Linked DNA regions of Homo sapiens: region 2 is linked to region 1. A link is an interaction called in ENCODE POLR2A ChIA-PET data of the cell type or tissue named here. Cell type or tissue: OCI-LY7. All regions are shown on one strand. Each heading gives the region's core, and the rest is flanking DNA. Links, peaks and the distances in the headings are about the cores only.

Region 1 (8,958 bases), core at 1,923-6,922:
CTGTGTAGTATTCCATGGTGTATATGTACCACATTTTCTTTATCCAGTCTACCATTGATGGGCATTTGGGCTGATTCCATGTCTTTGCTATTGTGAATAGTGCTGCAATGAACACATGTGTGCATGTATCTTTATAATAGAATGATTTCTATTTCTGTGGGAATATACCCAGTAATGGGATTGCTGGGTCAAATGCTATTTCTGGTTCTAGGTCTTTGAGGAATCTCCACCCTTCTTCCACAATGGTTGAACTAATTTACATTCCCACCAACAGTGTAAAAGCATTCCTATTTCTCCACAGCCTCGCCACCATCTGTTGTTTCTTTACTTTTTTTTTTTGTTTGTTTTCCTAAGACGGAGTTTCATGCTTGTTGCCCAGGCTGGAGTGCAATGGCACGATCTTGGCTCACTGCAACCTCCACCTCCTGGGTTCAAGTGATTCTCCTGCCTCAGCCCCCCAAGTAGCTGGGATTACAGGCATGCACCACCACGCCTGGCTAATTTTTGTATTTTTAGTAGAGACGGGGTTTCTCCATGTTGGTCAGGCTGGTCTCTAACTACTGACCTCAGGTGATCCTCCTGCCTTGGCCTCCCAAAGTGCTGGGATTACAGGTGTGAGCCACCATGACCGACCGTTTCTTCACTTTTTAATAATCGCCATTCTGACTGGCGTGAGATGGTATCCACAATTGAGTAACTTGATCTTTTTTTTTTGAGACTGGGTCTTCCTTTGTTGCCCAGTCTGGAATGCAGTGACACAATTATAGCTCACGGCAGGCTCAACCTCCTGGGCTCAAGCGACCCTCCTGCCCCGGCCTCCCAGAGCACTAGGATTATAGTCGTGAGCTACCACACCTGACTATCTTGATTATTCTCATCTAGAAGGTGAGAAGAATGGAGCAAGGCTAGAATTGTGATTTTTTTTTATTTTTTTATTTTTTGAGACAGAGTCTCACTCTGTTGCTCAGACTGGAGTGCAGTGGCAGGATCTCAGCTCACTGCAACCTCCACCTCCTTGGTTCAAGTGATTCTCCCACCTCAGCCTCCCGAGTAGCAGGGATTACAGGTGTGCACCACTATGCCAGGCTAATTTTTGTATTTTTAGTAGAAACAGGGTTTCACCATGTTGGCCAGGCTGGTCTCGAGCTCCTGACCTCAAGTGATCCACCCTACTCGGCCTCCCAAAGTGCTGGGATTACAGGCATGAGCCACTGCACCCGGCTCATTTTTACTTTTTTGAGACAGGGTCTCATTCTGTCACCCAGGATGGAGTGCAGAGGCATGATCACGGCTCACCACAGCCCCTTGACTTCCTGGGCTCAAGCAGTCCTCCCACCTCAGCCTCCCGAGTAGCTGGGACTATAGGCACACGCCGCCATGCCCAGCTAATTTTTTGTATTTTTTGTAGAGATGGGTCTCACCATGTTGCTTAGGCTTGATTGATTTTTTAAAAAAAGAAAAATTCAAAGGCTCAGTCTCTCCTGTCAGCCACGATGGAGCATGTTTGGTTAATACTATGGTTCAGACACTGTCCCCATGTTATCGGTTTTCAGACATGATTTAAGGGGGGCGTCTGACTACTGTTTTGATTTGTCATGGCCACAGAGCGGCCTTTTGCCCGATGTCGATGATCTGCGAAATCATTTACATCTAACAGGAGAATACCCAGGCCCAGCCGTGAAAGTCCACAAGCCTGTGACACTTTTTTCTTTTTTACCATCATCCCTGGCCCAGCTTCCTGCAGTGGCCCCGTACCCCACCTCCCAACTTTGGCCTAATCTCCATAGAGCAGCCAGCGTGATCTGTTCTATCAGCAATGAGATCGTGCAGTCCTCTTCATAAACTACCAGTACCTTCTGTTGCAGATTGAATTGTGCCTCCCAGAAAGATACGGCCAAGTCCTGACCTCTAATATCTGTGAATGCGACATTATTTGGAAATAGGGTCTTTGCAGAGATAATTAAATTAAAGATCATGAGATGATATCATATTGGATTTCAGCCCTACATCCAAGGATCGGTGTTTTTGTTGTTGTTGTTGTTGTTGTTGTTTGGGGGGTTTTTTGGTTTTGTTTTGTTTTTTTGACAGAGTCTTGCTGTGTCACCCTGGCTGAGGAGTGTAGCAGCGTGATCTTGGCTCACTGCAACCTCCGCCTCCTGGGTTCAAGCAATTCTCCTGCCTCAACCTCCCGAGTAGCTGGGATTACAGGCACCTGCCACCACACCCAGATAATTTTTTTTTATTTTTAGTAGAGATGGGGTTTTGCCAAGTTGGCCAGGCTGGTCTCGAACTCCTGGCCTCAGGTGATCCACCCACCTCAGCCTCCCAAAGTGCTGGGATTACAGGCATGAGCCCACCGCGCCTGGCCTAGTGTCTTTTAAGAAGAGAAAATGGTCCGGGCACAGGACCTGCGCTGCCCCTGACACCAGGCACCCACAGGGGCCTTCTGGGGCCAGCCTTGGGCCACAGTCCACCTTCCTGCAGCCACAGACCCTGGGGCTGCTGAGTGCAGGGGACAAGGGATATTTTTCTCTGTTTTCTGGCATCTTTGCTATAACATTAGCATTTCATTGTGTCAGTAAACAATCCCAGGATGCAAAAGTGAAGAGAGTGGATCAAGAAATCCACTTTCTAAGCCAGGTGTTGCGTCTTGCACCTGTGGTCCCAGCTATGCGGGAGGCTGAGGTGGGAGGATCGCTTGAGCCCAGGAGGTTGAGGCTGCAGTGAGCTAGGATCACACCACTGCACTCCAGCCTGAGTGACAGAGTGAGACCCTATTAAAAAAAATTTTTTTTATTTACAAATTACAAAAAGGAGGCTGGGCACAGAGGCTCATGCCTGTAATTCTTGCACTTTGGGAGGCCAAGGCGGGAGGATCTCTTGAGCCCAGGAATTTGAGACCAGCCTGGGCAATATAGCAAGACCCCATCTCTACCCCCCAAAATACAAAAATTAGCCAGGCATGATGGCACACACCTATAGTCCCAGCTACTCAGGAGGCTGAGGTGGGAGGATCACCTGAGCCCAGGAAATCAAGCCTGCGGTGAGCCGTGGTCGTGCGACTACACTCTAGCCTGGTTGACACAGCAAGACCCTGTCGAAAATAAATAAATAAAAATAAAATTTTAAAAGGAAATTAAATTTCTAAAAAGGAAAGGGAGTGATTATAGTGAATTAGAATCAGAAAAGAGGGCAGGGTGCGACAGCTCACAACCCGTAATCTCAGCACTTTGGGAGGCTGAGACAGGAGGATCACTTGAGGCCAGGAGTTCAAGATCAGCCTGGGCAACATTGCAAGACCCTATCTCTACAATTAAAAAAAAATAGGCATGGTGGTGCACACCTGTAGTCCTAGCTACTTGGGAGGCTGAAGTGGGAGGATCATTTGAGCCCAGGAAGTGGAGACTGCAGTGAGCCGTGACCGTGCCACTGGGCGACAGAGCCTCCTGAGTAGCTGTCTCAAAAAAAAAAAAAAAAAGCATCAGGAATGAAAACATGAGCGGCTGAGCATGGTGGCTCATGTCTGTAATCCCAGCACTTTGGGAGGCAGAGGCAGGTGGATCACCTGAGGTCAGGAGTTCGAGACCAGCCTGGCCAACATGGTGAGACCCCATCTCTACTAAAATTACAAAATTAGCTGGGTGTGGTGGCGGACACCTGTAATCCCAGCTACTTGGGAGGCTGAGGCAGAAGAATTGCTTGAACTCGGGAGGCGGAGGTTGCAGTGAGCTGAGATCACGCCACTGCACTCCAGCCTGGGCGACAAGAGTGAAACTCCGTCTCAAAAAAAAGAAAAAAGAGAGAGAGAACATGAGCAACGCCCAGGAAGAAAGAAACTGGAGATGGGCAAGGTTGAAAATGAGTGAGAAAAGGGAAAATAAACTTCTCCACCAAGTGAGCCGGAGCCCGGGCCTGGAAGGGAAACTGCCCATAAGGGCCCCGCGACCTCCAATCCTCCCCTCTCCTCCTCCTGGTGGAAGACAGGACCTTGTGGTCAGTACAGGCTTAGGATTCAGACATCAGCAGTGATTTTCTATTTTCAAGTTCAAAAAAGGAAAAGAAAATAGAATAACTCTGGTTTCTTTGGCAACCCTCTTCTCCTCCATGGTCCTCTCGGCCCCTAGAATGCTGTAAATGGAGTTTAGGGCTGCAACTGGACCTCTCTTTCAAGCCTTAGGAGATTGTGTTTGCGTTTGTTGCTAGGTAGCGCTGAAGGTGAGATTTTGGGTCGAGAGCAGCCTCTGCCCCCAGAGGCATCAGATGCAGCTGGTTCGATGCCAATGGGAGGAACTTTTAGATAAATGATTCCATCTGCCCGGTCCATAGAAACAACGATTTGGGAAAAACATCTACCAGCTTGCTGTAGATGTGAATGAAGTTCTTTCTCAAATCTCACAATTAGGCCAGGCGCGGTGGCTCACGTCTGTAATCCCAGCACTTTGGGAGGCTGAAGCGGGCAAATCAGCTGAGGTCAGGAGTTTAAGACCAGCCTGGCCAACCTGGTGAAACTCCATCTCTACTAAAAATACAAAAATTAGCTGGGTGTGGTGGCAGGTGCCTGTAATCCCAGCTATTCAGGAGGCTGAGACAGGAGAATCACTTGAACCTGGGAGGCGGACATTGCAGTGAGCCAAGATCACACCACTGCACTCCAGCCTGGGTGACAGAGCAAGACTCTCTCTCAAAAAAAAAAAAAAAAAAAACACAAAGAAAAGAAAAGAAAAGATCTCACAATTAGCACCTGCCCTAAGAAGTCAGCATCCAGGAAAGCAAGATATGACTCACGAACCCTTCCTGGGGTTAGAATTGAGGGCCCTCCTCCCACCTCTTTTATTTTTTTTACTTTTATTTTTTAAGTTCAGGGGTACAAGTGCAAGTTTGTTATGTAGGTAAACTTGTGTCATGGGAGTTTGTTGTACAGATTATTTTATCACCCAGGTATTAAGCCTAGTACCCATTAGTTATTTTTCCTGATCCTGTCCCTCCTCCCACCCTCCACCCACCAGTGGACCCCAGTGTGTGTTGTTCTCCACTTTGTGTCCCTGTGTTCTTATCATTTAGCTCCCACTTATAAGTGAGAACATGTGGTATTTGGTTTTCTTTCCCTTAGTTTGCTGAGGATAATGGCCTCCAGCTCCATCCATGTCCCTGCAAAGGACATGATCTCATGATTTTTTATGACTGCATAGTATTCCACGATGTATATATACCACATTTCCTTTATCCAGTCTATCATTGATGGGTGTTTAGGTTGATTCTATCACATAAGAGATGTTTTACTATTTTTTTTTTTCTTTTTGAAACACAATCTCACTCTGTAACCCAGGCTGGAGTGCAGTGGTGCGATCTTGGCTCACTGCAAGCTCCACCTCCTGGGTTCAAGTGATTCTCCCACCTCAGCCTCCCGAGTAGCTCATATTACAGGCGTGCACCACCACGCCCAGCTAATTTTTGTATTTTTAGTAGAGACGGGGTTTCCCCATGTTGGCCAGGCTGGTCTTGAACTCCTGACCTCAGGTAATCTGCCCACCTCAGCCTCCCAAAGTGTTGGGATTACAGGTGTGAGCCACTGCACCCAGGTGGATGTTTTACTATTTATAAAACCGTTTTTGCAAACTTGGCTTTCACTACAGTCTCTAGGGTGAAAACTCACTCATGAATCTCTCTTCACATGACCCCAGCCCTGTGTGTGCAAGGGAAGAGGTTGCTGCATGGAGTTGGTCTGGTTTGGGGCCTGTTTGCTAGTACCTAGGTCCCTGTGCCTCAGAGGGCTCAAGTGTTTTTTGTATGTTCTGCTCTCCTTTGACCTAAGTTTCTACTGTACTTAGGCAGCAAGTTGGGACAATGTAGGGAGAATGGTACACAGGCCACACATGCCATTCCTCCTTGTTGGCCTCTGGGGCCAGCCCCTCCACTCTGGTCTCTTTTCTCTCAAGGGGCAGCCAGGCTGGCAGACCAGGCCATCAGGTCTTAGGCACTGGGTGCCAGTATTGTTCCATCTCGCTCTCTTCCTCTCTGCTTGCATCCTCTGGGGCAGGTTTATTTGAACCATGAGCCTTTTGTCCCCAATCCCTGGACCTGAGGAAGAAGGGGGCTCTGCAGGATCAAGCCTGCATCACAGACTTTCACCACTGGGATCTGGGACTCAAGGCCAGAGACACTTTCTTCCTTAGGGGCTGTATCCGGGAGTGGAGATTCATGAGGCCAGATGAGGGCATTGCTGGATTTCCTAATGTATCAGTCAGGAAAGGTTAGGTTATGCTGCAGTAACAAATAGCCCCAAAAATCTCAGTGGAGGGAAGGAAGTGGGAAAGGAAAGAAGAAGAGGAGAAGAAAGGAAAGAAGGAAGGAAGAAAGGGAGGGAAGGAGGAAGGAGGAGGGAGGAAGGAAAAAAGTAAGGCGGGAAGGAGGGAGGAATAGAAGTAGGAAATAAAGAAAGGAAAGAAAAAATAAAGGAGGAAAGAAAGGAAAGAAAGAAAGAAAGAAAGAAAGAAAGAAAGAAAGAAAGAAAGAAAGAAAGAAAGAAAGAAAGAAGAAAGAAAGAAGAAAGAAAGAAAGAAAAAGAAAGAAAGAAAGAAAAGAGAGAGAAAGAAAGACAGAAGGAGGGAGGGAAGGAAAGGAAGGAAGGGAGGGAGGGAGGGAGGGGAGGAGAGGAGGAAGGAAGGTAGAGGGGAGGAAGAGAGGGAGGAAGGTGGGTTTCTTGCCACCATCATTGTCAACTGCAGATCAGCAGTGGTTTTTCTCCCTGTCCTCCTTATTCTAGGATCAGGACTAAAGGGGCGGCCCCAATCTGGAATGTGATGGTCTCATGGCAGAGGGGAAGGGGTATGGTAGGATGAGAAAATGGCTCGTGAATTTTCTGCTGTAACACAGTGTGGATCACCTCTGCTCCCATCTCACAGCTGAGCCTGACGTCAGTGGGCTGGGAGGTACACCTCTCAGCAACAGGCCTGTAGGGAGGTGACATTGTGACGATCAAACAACCTGAGACATAGGACAAACAGACCTCCATTCTTTCCAGGCACTGAGAGCCTAACACATCCCGGAGACCCAGGAAATCAGGTCACATAGCTGGGCAGTGGTGATGCTGGGAGGGGACACCACCCCGGTGTCCCAGTGTGAGTTCCCCCAACAGCAGAGCCTGTGACAAGGATCGGGTGTGATTAATTCATCTGCAAGGAAAGAGAGTTGTGATAGGCATTCTTTGCATTGCTCTAAAGGAATACCTGAGGCAGGGTCATTAATAAAGAAAAGCAGTTTAATGGGCTTATGATTCTGCAGGCTGTACAGGAAGCATGTCAGGAGTATCTGCTTCTTGGGGGGCCTTGGGAAGCTTCCAATCATGGCAGAAGGCAACAGGGAGCCAGAGGGTTCCATGGCGAGAGTGGGAGCAAGTGAGAGAGAAGGGGAAGGTCCCAGACTTTGGGGTTTTTTTTTTGTTTTTTGTTTTTTTTGAGATGGAGTCTCAAAAAAATGGAGTCAGGAGTTCGAGACTAGCCTGGCCAACATGGTGAAACCCCATCTCTACTAAAAATACAAAAATTAGTCGGCCATGTAGGCAGGCACCTGTAATCCCAGCTACTCAGAAGGCTGAGGCAGGAGAATCGCTTGAACCCAGGAGGGAGAGGTTGCAGTGAGCCGAGATGGCACCATTGCACTCCAGCCTGGGCGACAGAGCGAGACAAAAAAAAGTTAAAAGGGACAGAATTTCTAGAAGGTTCTAGAAGGATCCACCGCCTCCACACCCCCGGTCTTCCTCTTCAGCCACTCAAGGCCGCCTGCCCACCTTCAGCACAAAGCTGCCACTTAACATTCATGTCTGCTCCTTTTTAAGGCCAATTCACATCTTGTCTCACTTAGCAGGCATAATTTCCTTTTTGTGACTAAAAATTCCTCTTTTTTTACGAGATTTTTTTCCTCCTTCCTCTCAGCTTGTCATCAGTATTCTGTAAATAGCCCAAGACAGAAAGCAATTAATTCACCTGCAAGAAACAGGGAATTCCTATTCAGAGATTAGACTTTTGCCCTCTTTTTTAACTAGAAAGTTCTATAGAGAGAACCACCTGGGCTTCATTTGTATAAAAATGACAGTGATTTTCCAAATTTCAGATTCATCCCATGAAAAGGTCTGACATTTGTGCCCTGGCTGTGAAAACGAAAGTTCTCACCTGCAAATGGAAGCCTGTCCTGTTTAAACTACAGTCTAATGAGAATGCCACATCCCAGTGGATTTTTCTACACAAAAAGGAGAGAAAACCTCAACTTTCCTCATGAGAGCCTGAGAATACAGCTTTTTCTCTCTAAGCATTTTCCTCCAGTCTAGCTTTTCTTTTTTTCTTTTAGAGTTGGGTGTCTGGCTATGTTGCTCAGGCTGGTCTTGAACACCTGGCCTCAAGTGACCCTCAAGTCCTGGGATTACAGGCATGAGCCACTGCGACCAGATTTTTTTGTTTGTTTTTGAGACAGGGTCTTCTTCTGTTCACCCCGGTTGGAGTGCAGTGGCGCCATCATAGCTCGCTGCAGCCTCGAACTCCTGGGCTCAAGCAATCCTCCCACCTCAGTCTCCCCAAGTGCTGGGACCACAGGTGTAAGCCACCACGCCCAGCCAGGTGTAGCTTAAATGAGAGTCACTCTGCCAAGAAATGGCCTGGCCAGAGCACTGACTCCTCTGCTTCTGAGGAGGTGCAGCCCACCTCTCCTTTCCCAACCGTCCCATACCCAACCCTCCTGTCACCTTCAGCAGGTCATGGGCGGGGCAGGTAGCCCACCAATACCCCAAAAGCCAACTGCATGCATCTCTTCCCAGATGCCCATTCAGTGACACCATGTGGATGGCTTGGAGCCAGTGCGATGGGAGAATTCACGAGGCAGAGTCAGCGGGCCGGGCGCAGTGGCTCAGGCCTATAATCTCAGCACTTTGGGAGGCCAAGGAGGGCAGATCACTTGAGGTCAGAAGTT
Region 2 (8,958 bases), core at 2,549-7,548, 330 kb before region 1:
AGTAGCTGGGCATGGTGGCTCACACCTGTAATCCCAGCACTTTGGGAGGCCGAAGCAGGTGGATTGCCTGAGGTCAGGAGTTTGAGACCAGCCTGGCCAACAGAGTGAAAACCCGTCTCTACTAAAAATACAAAAAATTAGCTGGTCGTGGTGGCGGGTGCCTGTAATCCTAGCTACTAGGGAGGCTGAGGCAGGAGAGTCGCTTGAATTTGGGAGGCGGAGCTTTCAGTAAGCCGAGATTGCGCCATTGCACTTCAGCCTGGGCAACAAGAGCAAAACTCCATCTCAAAAAAAAAAAAATAATAATAAAATAAAATAGCAGGTGTGGGGGTGCATGCCTCCAGCTACTCAGAAGGCTAAGGTGGGAGGATTGCTTGAGCCCAGGAGTTTGAGGCTGTAGTGAACCCTGATCCTGCCACTGTGCTCCAGCCTGAGCCACAGAGCAAGACCCTGTCTCTAGAAAAGAAAGAGAAGACTTGTGAATGCAGTCAGTGTTGATGAGCCTGAAAGGCAGAAGGGACCTCCATGTAGTGAACAGGCAGGGGCTGAGCTGCCAAGAGGGCTTGCTGAAGCCAGGGGCAGCTGTGGGACTGACTAAGGGAAGGCAGGGCGGGATCCCAGGCCTGTGCCCAGGTCAGGCATTGGACCTTTTTTCTCCTAATGTCCTAATCTCTAAAATACTACAGAGGCTGGGAGGAGCCCAGGTGTGCCAGGGAGGGCCTCTGCTGACCTCCACCCTCTTCCCCCTTCATCAAACATCTGTCTCTCTCTGTAGGAGTCTGATTGGCTGAGCCTGGATCACTTGACCACAGCCCAGTCCCCAGGGAGTGGGGAGAGAGTGGACACTTGCTCCCTCCACTCCTGAACAAAAGTGACATTGCCACACCTGGCCTGGCACCTGCCTGTCTGTAGTAGTGCAGGAAGAGCCCACTGGGGTGGGCTGGCTTTTCTGCTCAAGGAGACAGCTCAGGGCTTTCTTTCCCTCCCTCCCTTCCTTCTTCCCTTCCTCCCTCCCTTCCTTTCTTTCCTTCTTGCTTTTCTTTTCTTTCTTTTTTTTTTGACAGGGTCTTGCTCTGTCACCCACACTGGAGTGCAGTGGCACCATCATAGCTCACTAGCCTCAACCTCCTGGGCTCAAGGGATCCTTCTGCCTCAGCCTCCCAAGTAGCTGAGACCACATGCATGCACCCCCCAATGCTGGCTAATTTTTTGTTTTTTTGTAGAGATGGGGTTTTGCTATATTGCCCAGGCTGGTCTCAAATTTCTGGCCTCAAGCAGTTCTCCTGCCTCAACCTCCTACAGGGCTGGGATTACAGGCGTGAGCCACCATGCCTGACCCGGCATGACTTTCCTTGTCCTCAGGTGTGTCTTCTTGCTGAGAGAGGAGACAGCAAAGTGAGAGATGTTTGTTCTACTGATGCCTTGTGGGCACGGAGGCTGTGGCTTCTTTAAGGCTGAAGAAAAGTTTTGAGACCTGGAAAAAGCAATTATTGGCTGTGAAATGTGGGAAGGAAATTGCATAATCATAATCAATAACAAGTTTAATTAAACATCTACAGAATGTCATGTTATGACTACTAGTCCACGGTGATGTGGTTGGTTATAAATGGTGTTTAATGAGGGACACAGGGTTGCTTAAAGGTGCTGGGGGTGACGTGGAAGAGAACCTGGTATTAGCCTCCTGGGGCTCCTGTATCGAGTTACTGAAGACTGGGTGGGTGAAACAACAGAAGTTTATTCTATCACAGCTCTGGAGACCAGATGTCTGACATCAGGTGTCAGCAGGACATGTGTCCCCCGAGGGGCCTGGGGGAGAATCCTTCCTGCCTCTTCCAGCTTCTAGTGTTGCAGAAAACCCCTGGCATTGCCTGGCTTGTAGCTATGTCACTCTGATCTGTCTCCATCATTACATGGCCCTCCTTCTCTGGGCCTTCTCCTCTTCTATTTTTTATTATTATTATTTTGTCATTTCCTCTTCTATTTATTATTTTTATTATTTCTAGAGATGGGGGTCTTGCTTTCTTGCCCAGGCTGGAGTGCAGTGGTGTGATCATGGCTCACAGCAGCCTTGAACTCCCAGGGTCAAGCCATCCTCCCACCTCAGCCTCCTGAGTAGCTGGGACTATAGGTGCACACCACGACACCTGGCTAATTTTTATTTTTTATTTTTATTTTGGTAGAAATAGGGTCTTGCTATGTGGCCCAGGCTAGTCCCAAACTCCTGGCCTCAAGCCATGCTCCCACCTTGGCTTCCCAAAGGGCTGGGATTACAGGCATGAACCACTGCTCCCAGCTTATCCTAGGTTCTCTTGAAGGTACTAGTAGGGACATGGGCAGCTGTGTACTATTCTAGTGGGAGGTGGTTCTGAAATGACACCTGGCCCTTGTCTAGTAAGAACACTTTAAAATAGCCTGAGGCAAGAATAGCCCCCTACTTCTCCAAGAGTTCATTTGATCCTCTAACCAGTTACCCAAGGCATGAGGGTCCCCGGCAACACCCAGTTTCCTTCCGGTCCTGAACCCTAACACAGCTGAACCCTGCATGAGGGGAGAGGAGGTGCAGTGTGGCAGTATCTGCCACCCCTGCCAACAGGGCGGATCGGGGGCCTGTCCCCAGGTCAGACATTGGGTCTTTGTTCTCCTAATGCCCTGCTAAGAATATGAATTGTGCCACTTTTTTTTTTTTGAGATGGAGTCTCCCTGTGTTGCCCAGGCTGGAGTGCAGTGGCGCGATCTTGGCTCACTGCATCCTCCGCCTCCCTGGTTCAAGCGATTCTCCTGCCTCAGCCTCCTGAGTAGCTGGGATTGTAGGCATGCACCACCACACCTGGCTAATTTTTGTATTTTTAGTATAGACGGGGTTTCACCATGTTAGGGCCAGGCTGGTCTCGAACTCCTGACCTCAAGTGATCCACCCGCCTTGGCCTCCCAAAGTGCTGGGATTACAGGCATGAGCCACTGCACCTTGCCTGTTATGGGTTTTAAAGCACAGAATTCTCCCATCTGCAATAGGATGCTCTAATGATTAATATTGAATGTCAACTTCATTGGATTGAAGGATGCAAAGTACTGATCCTGAGTGTGTCTGTGAGGGTGTGGCCAAAGGAGATTAACATTTGAGTCAGTAGACTGGGAGAGGCAGACCCGCCCTCATTCTGGGTGGGCACTATCAGCTGCCAGTGCCGCTAGAATAAAAGCAGGCGGAGGACTGGGTGCAGTGCTCACGCCTGTAATCCCAGCACTTTGGGTGGCCAAGGCGGGTGGATCATGAGGTCAGAAGATCGAGACCATCCTGGCTAACATGGTGAAACCCCATCTCTACTAAAAATACAAAAAATTAGCTGGGCGTGGTGGCAGGTGCCTATAGTCCCAGCTCTGGAGGCTGAGGCAGGAGAATGGCATGAACCCGGGAGGCAGAGTTTGCAGTGAGCCGAGATAGCGCCACTGCACTGCAGCCTGGGTGACAGAGCGAGACTCTGTCTAAAAAAAAAAAAAAAAAAAAAAAAAAATTGCAGGCAGAGGAACGTGGAAAGACTAGACTGGTTTAGTTTTCTGGCCTCCCTCGTTCTCCTGTGCTGGAGGCTTCCTGCCCTCAAACATCAGACTCTGAGTTCTTTAGCTTTGGGACTCTTGGACCTTTGACCACAGACCGAAGGCTACACCCTTGGCTTCCCTACTTTTAAGGTTTTGGGACTCAGACTAGCTTCTTTGTCCCTCAGCTTGCAGATGGCCTACTGTGGGACCTCACCTTGTGATCGTGTGAGCCAATACTCCTTAATAAACTTCCCTTTGTATATACATCTATCCTGTGAGTTCCATCCCTCTAGAGAACTCTTAATACAGATGCAGATGCAACTGTGAAGCAATCCTCCCATCTCAACCCCCTGAGTAGCTGGGACTACAGGAGGTATTTGACAGAAAAGGAGACTGAGACTTGAAGAAATGAACTTGTTCAAGGTCACATGATTAGTAAGTGGAAGAGTTGGGATTTGAACCCAGAACCCCAGCAGTCTGGCTCCCAAAGCCTGCCAGCATCCTCATGGCCCAACACTGCCTCACCAGGGAGGAAGTGGTGGCAGTGGGTTGGATGGGGCGAGAGAGGATGCCCCATCTCCCAGTGCCTGGGTGGTGGGGTCTCTTGCTGAGATGGAAAATGGTGGAGTGGAGTGGGCTTGGGGTACGGGGAGTTGTTAGGGGGCAGAGAATGAGTCAATTTTGGGCATGTTGAGTAGGAGGGGCCTGTGGGATGGAGCTTGGTCACTTGCGGCACCGCTTTGTAAGTGGCCGGGTCCTTGGGGGATTCAAAGCAGAATTTGCACAGTTTGCTGGGAATTTATAGACAGAGAATCTGAGTAAATCAGAGAAAGAACTCCCCCACCTCCCCCACTGCTCATGCAAGCCCGTACTCTTTCCCTCAACAGCGAGGCCCTCGTTCCTTTTTTTCTGCTTTAATACAACTCCCCTGACAACTCGTTCTTCTCTGCTGGCGTGGACCACAGCAGCAAACGATGACTATTTTAGGACACATTTCACCCTCGTGTTGTTTCTTCTCCCACCGGTTCTATTCGCATCAGTTGTTTGGCACAAGGTTTTGAATTGTTGGTTTTTGCGCTAAATTCATTTCGCAGAAATGTCAAGCATCACCAAGGCCACCGAGAGAGTGGGACACACACGCCGTTCTCTCTCCTTTGTTCCTGGGCTCTTCTTTTCATACGCAAATGCTTTCTTTCATTTGGCAGCTTGCAGAACCCCTGTACCTTGAACTGAGCTGATAGCTGGGGCCTCGCCTGCCAGACAAACAAGGCTGTCTCCCGTTTCACCATCCCTTTGGAAAGAATTGCTGAATATTTGATGCATAGAAAAGGGGGTGGTCGAGGTTCTCAAACCCTCGTTGAATTGTGGAGACACGATACTGGGTCTGCTCAGGCAGACCAAGTCTTCTGCAAAAACAGTCACAGGTCGGTGTGTTGTGGCCTGCGTTCCTCAAACTGGAAGGAATGCAGAGCCCAAAATTGACTCATCCCCTCCTGCTCAGCTGTCCCAGGCAGATCTCAGAGCAATGCACACAGCCCCAGCCTTCTGCTCTGATTCCTTAAGACCCCAGAAGCTGCTGACTCAGCGCACATCTGCTCCTCTGGCGTCCTCTGGAAGTGAAACCCTGCAAACAGTTGTAAACATTACAAGGAGGCTCTGGAGGGTTGAAACTTTTATGATCGCCTCTATAGCAGAGTGTTGAGGCTGCTGGCATTTTAACGGTGAGATCATCTTTGTCTTTGTGGCATTGGTAGTTTTCCTTCATGGCTTCAACCTTTTTCCTAAGTGGTTTGTGCTTCTTCCAAGCTTCTTGGAAGATGCAGTATCAGATCTGTCCCTTGGGGCTGTGGGCCTGGGGAGCTGGGGAACCAGCTGTGATGAAGGGTGGGAGGAAAAATGACTGGTGGGAACCCCTCCACAAGGGATACCCTCAGCTCGGTGGTGAGCCCTGGGGTATTTAAGAGAGTGAAGACCACACCTCAGTATATAATAATAATAAATCACAATAAAAATAACAGCCCAGGAGTTTGAGACCAGCCTGGGCAACATAGTGAGACACCTACTGTACAAAAAATTTAAAAAATGAGCTGGGCATGATGGCACACGCCTGTAGTCCCAGCTACTTGGGAGGCTGAAGTGGGAGGATCACTTGAGCCCAGGAGTTTGAGGCTGCAGTGAGCTATGATTGCACCACAACATTCCAGTCTTAGACACAGAGCAAGACCTCGTCTTAAAAAAAAAAAAATCACCCACATGCTGTGTCCCAGGTCCTGTCATTAATGCTTTATGTGTATTAATAATTAACTGTCACAGTAGTCCTGCTGTTTTCCAGTAATGCTCTTCTCTAAGGCAGGTTGATAGGCAAAGGTTATGAGTTAAATTGGGTCCCCCAAAAGATGTGGAGGTTCTAACCCCCAGTACCTGTAACGAATGACCTTACTTGGAAATAGGGTCTTTGCGGATGATCAAGTAAAATGAGGTCACTAGAATGGATCCTAGTCCAATATGACTGGTGTCCTTATAAAAAAAGGAAAATTTGGACACGGGACACACAGAGGGGAGAGGCTGCAAAGAGACAGAGAGAAGACGGCCATCTGTGAGCCGAGGAGAAAGGCCTGGAACAGATTCTTCCTCACAGACCTGATAAGAAACCAGCCTTGCCAACACCCCCGTTTTTTACTTCTTCTAGAGAGAAGGTCTGTCACCCAGGCTGGGGTGCGGTGGTACGATTGTAGCTCACTGCAGCCTCAAACTCCTGGGCTCAAGTGATCCCCTGCCTCAGCCTCCGGAGTAGCTGGGATTACAGACACGTACCACCATGCCTGGCGAATTTTTGTATGTATGTATGTATGTATGTATGTATGTATGTATGTATGTATATATTTATTTATTTTGAGATGGAGTCTTGCTCTGTTGCCCAGGCATTCAAGCAATTCTTGTGCCTCAGCCTCCCGAGTAGCTGGGATTACAGGCACCCACCACCACGCCTAGCTACTTTTTGTATTTTTAGTAGAGTCAGCATTTCACCATGTTGGCCAGGCTGGTTTTGAACTCCCGACCTCAGGTGATCCAGCTGCCTCAGGTTCCCAAAGTGCTGGGATTACAGATGTGAGCCACCGCACCCAGCCATAATTTTAATATTTTTAGTAGAAACAGTGTCTTGTTATGTTGCCCAGGCTGGTCTCCAACTCCTGGCTTCAAACAGTCCTCTGGCCTCGGCCTCCCAAAGTGCTGAGCTTACAGGCATGAGCCACCACAGCCCCCAACTGCCATCCCCTTGGTTTCAGAACCTCCAGCCTCCAGAATTGTGGGACATTAAATCTTGCTTAAGTCCCAGTGTGTGATGCTTTGTTTTGGCAGCCCTCACAAACAAACAAAGAAAACGGCAAGTGTTTTATTAAGAAAAGGCTCCCATGGGAGATCAGTGAGGATGTGGGGGAAGCAGAAGGGAAGAGGAAGAAAAGAGAGCAAGGTGTGATTTCAGAGTCTTGCTTGGGAAGAGGTGGGTGATGAGGGTATGGGCCCCAGAAACAACCTGTGGCTCATTTTTGTGATATGAAGTTGATCTTAACAGAGCTTACATTGCATAAATTGCGATCAGAGTAGAGACATCTCAGTGGAGGGGAGGACAGATGCTCAGCTTCCTGCCTCTACCCTTATGTCATTCACTCACTCCCTCACTCACTCACTCACTCACTCACTCAAGCATTTATTTATTGAGTGCATATTATGGAATGGGGTTGACAATTAAATAAGCTCGAGGGAATTAAAAAAATTGTATTAACTACTTAAAAAAAAATTCTAGCCCGGTGTGATGGTGTGTGCCTGTAGTCACAGCTGCTCGGAAGGCTGAGGCAGGAGGATTGCTTGAGCCCAGGAGGTTGGGGCTGCAATGAGCTATAGTAGTGCCACTGCATTTCACTCTGGGGGACAGAGCCTGACCCTGTCTCTACAAAAAAAAAAAAAAAAGAAAAAAAAAAGAAAGAAAAGACCAGGTGCAGTGGCTCACACCTGTAATCCCAGCACTTTGGGAGGCTGAGGCAGGCGGATCATGAGGTCAGAGATGGAGACCATCCTGGCTAACACGATGAAACCCCGTCTCTACTAAAAATACAAAAAAATTAGCCGGGCGTGGTGGCAGGCGCCTGTAGTCCCAGCTACTCAGGAGGCTGAGGCAGGAGAATGGCGTGAACTCGGGAGGCAGAGCTTGCAGTGAGCTGAGATCGCGCCACTGCACCCCAGCCTGGGCGACAGAACGAGACTCCGCTTCAAAAAAAAAAAAAAAAAAAAAAAAAATCAAACAATTGGTGGCTTGTGCCTGTGGTCCCAGCTACTTGGGAAGCTGAGGGAGGAAGATGGCTTGAGCTCAGGAGTTCGAGGTTGCAGTGAGCTATGATCATACCACTGCACTCCAACCTGGGCAACAGAGTGAGACCCTATCTCAAAATAATAATAAGTATTCTCTCCTATACGGTTATGGTATCCATTTGATATATAGTTAGCTCCATTTATTTATGTTCTTAATGACTTTTAGGCATTTTCCCTCAACCTTATTAATTTTTGATACAAAAGTGATAACTATATAAAAAAGGTGTAGTCAAATACCCCTTCCCTACCCAGCCCCCACAGGTAACTGATTTCATTAATTTGTGTTTTTTTTTCACTCTTGTTGCCCAGGCTGGAGTGCAATGGCGTGATCTCGGCTCACCACAACTTCTGCCTCCCGGGTTCAAGCGATTCTCCTGCCTCAGCCTCCTGAATAGCTGGGATTACAGGCACGTGGCACCATGCCCAGCTAATTTTTTGTATTTTTAGTAGAGACCATGTTGTCCAGGCTAGTCTCGAACTCCTGACCTCAGGTGATCCACCCGCCTTGGCCTCCCAAAGTGCTGGGATTACAGGCATGAGCCACCATGCCTGGCCATGATTTCATTAATTTTAAAGTTATCCTTCTAGTGTTTCTGTTTACAAAAATCAGCAGATGTACTTTTCTTTTTTCTCATACAAAAAATTGCCCCACAGTAAATACTTTTTTATACCTTTTTTTCACTCAACAATGTATCCTGAAAGTCACTCCATATCAGTTCCTAGAGATCTTCATTTTTTTTTTCTTATTAACTGCACAGTATCTTTTGTGTGGATGCACCACCATTTACTCAACTTCCCTCCTGCCGGCGGTGGGGGGAGTGAATTTATCACAGATAACACTGCGATAGCTTAGCACGTGCGTAAATCTACTCAGTATTGTGGGAAATTTATCTTCAGAGTGGATCCCTGACATGAGATTGCTGGGTTAGGGGTAAATACACATCGTTTTGTTGGCTATAATCAAATTTCCCTGCAGAGGAGGGTTGTGCTATTTTATTCTTCCATCAGCAATGTATGAAAATGCCTGTGATTTTTTGGAGGAGGGGAGGTGGCGAA

The links. Peaks named below come from ENCODE experiments on the same cell type or tissue, not always from the same donor. Only the 100,000 strongest peaks of a DNase experiment are listed, where the experiment ranks them.
Region 2: POLR2A ChIA-PET joins it to region 1 with 11 read pairs; 3 of 35 experiments call an interaction of 5 or more read pairs at or near these places.

Annotation. Positions count from the first base shown.
Region 1 is chr7:98,437,001-98,445,958 of GRCh38, reverse strand. No RefSeq gene overlaps it. Among named protein-coding and RNA genes, the nearest start is that of BAIAP2L1, 40 kb to the right of the region's middle. In OCI-LY7, for the core only: no CTCF peak of the experiment used is centred there; no DNase peak of the experiment used is centred there.
Region 2 is chr7:98,767,878-98,776,835 of GRCh38, reverse strand. No RefSeq gene overlaps it. Among named protein-coding and RNA genes, the nearest start is that of TMEM130, 98 kb to the left of the region's middle. In OCI-LY7, for the core only: no CTCF peak of the experiment used is centred there; a DNase peak (open chromatin) is centred at 5,145.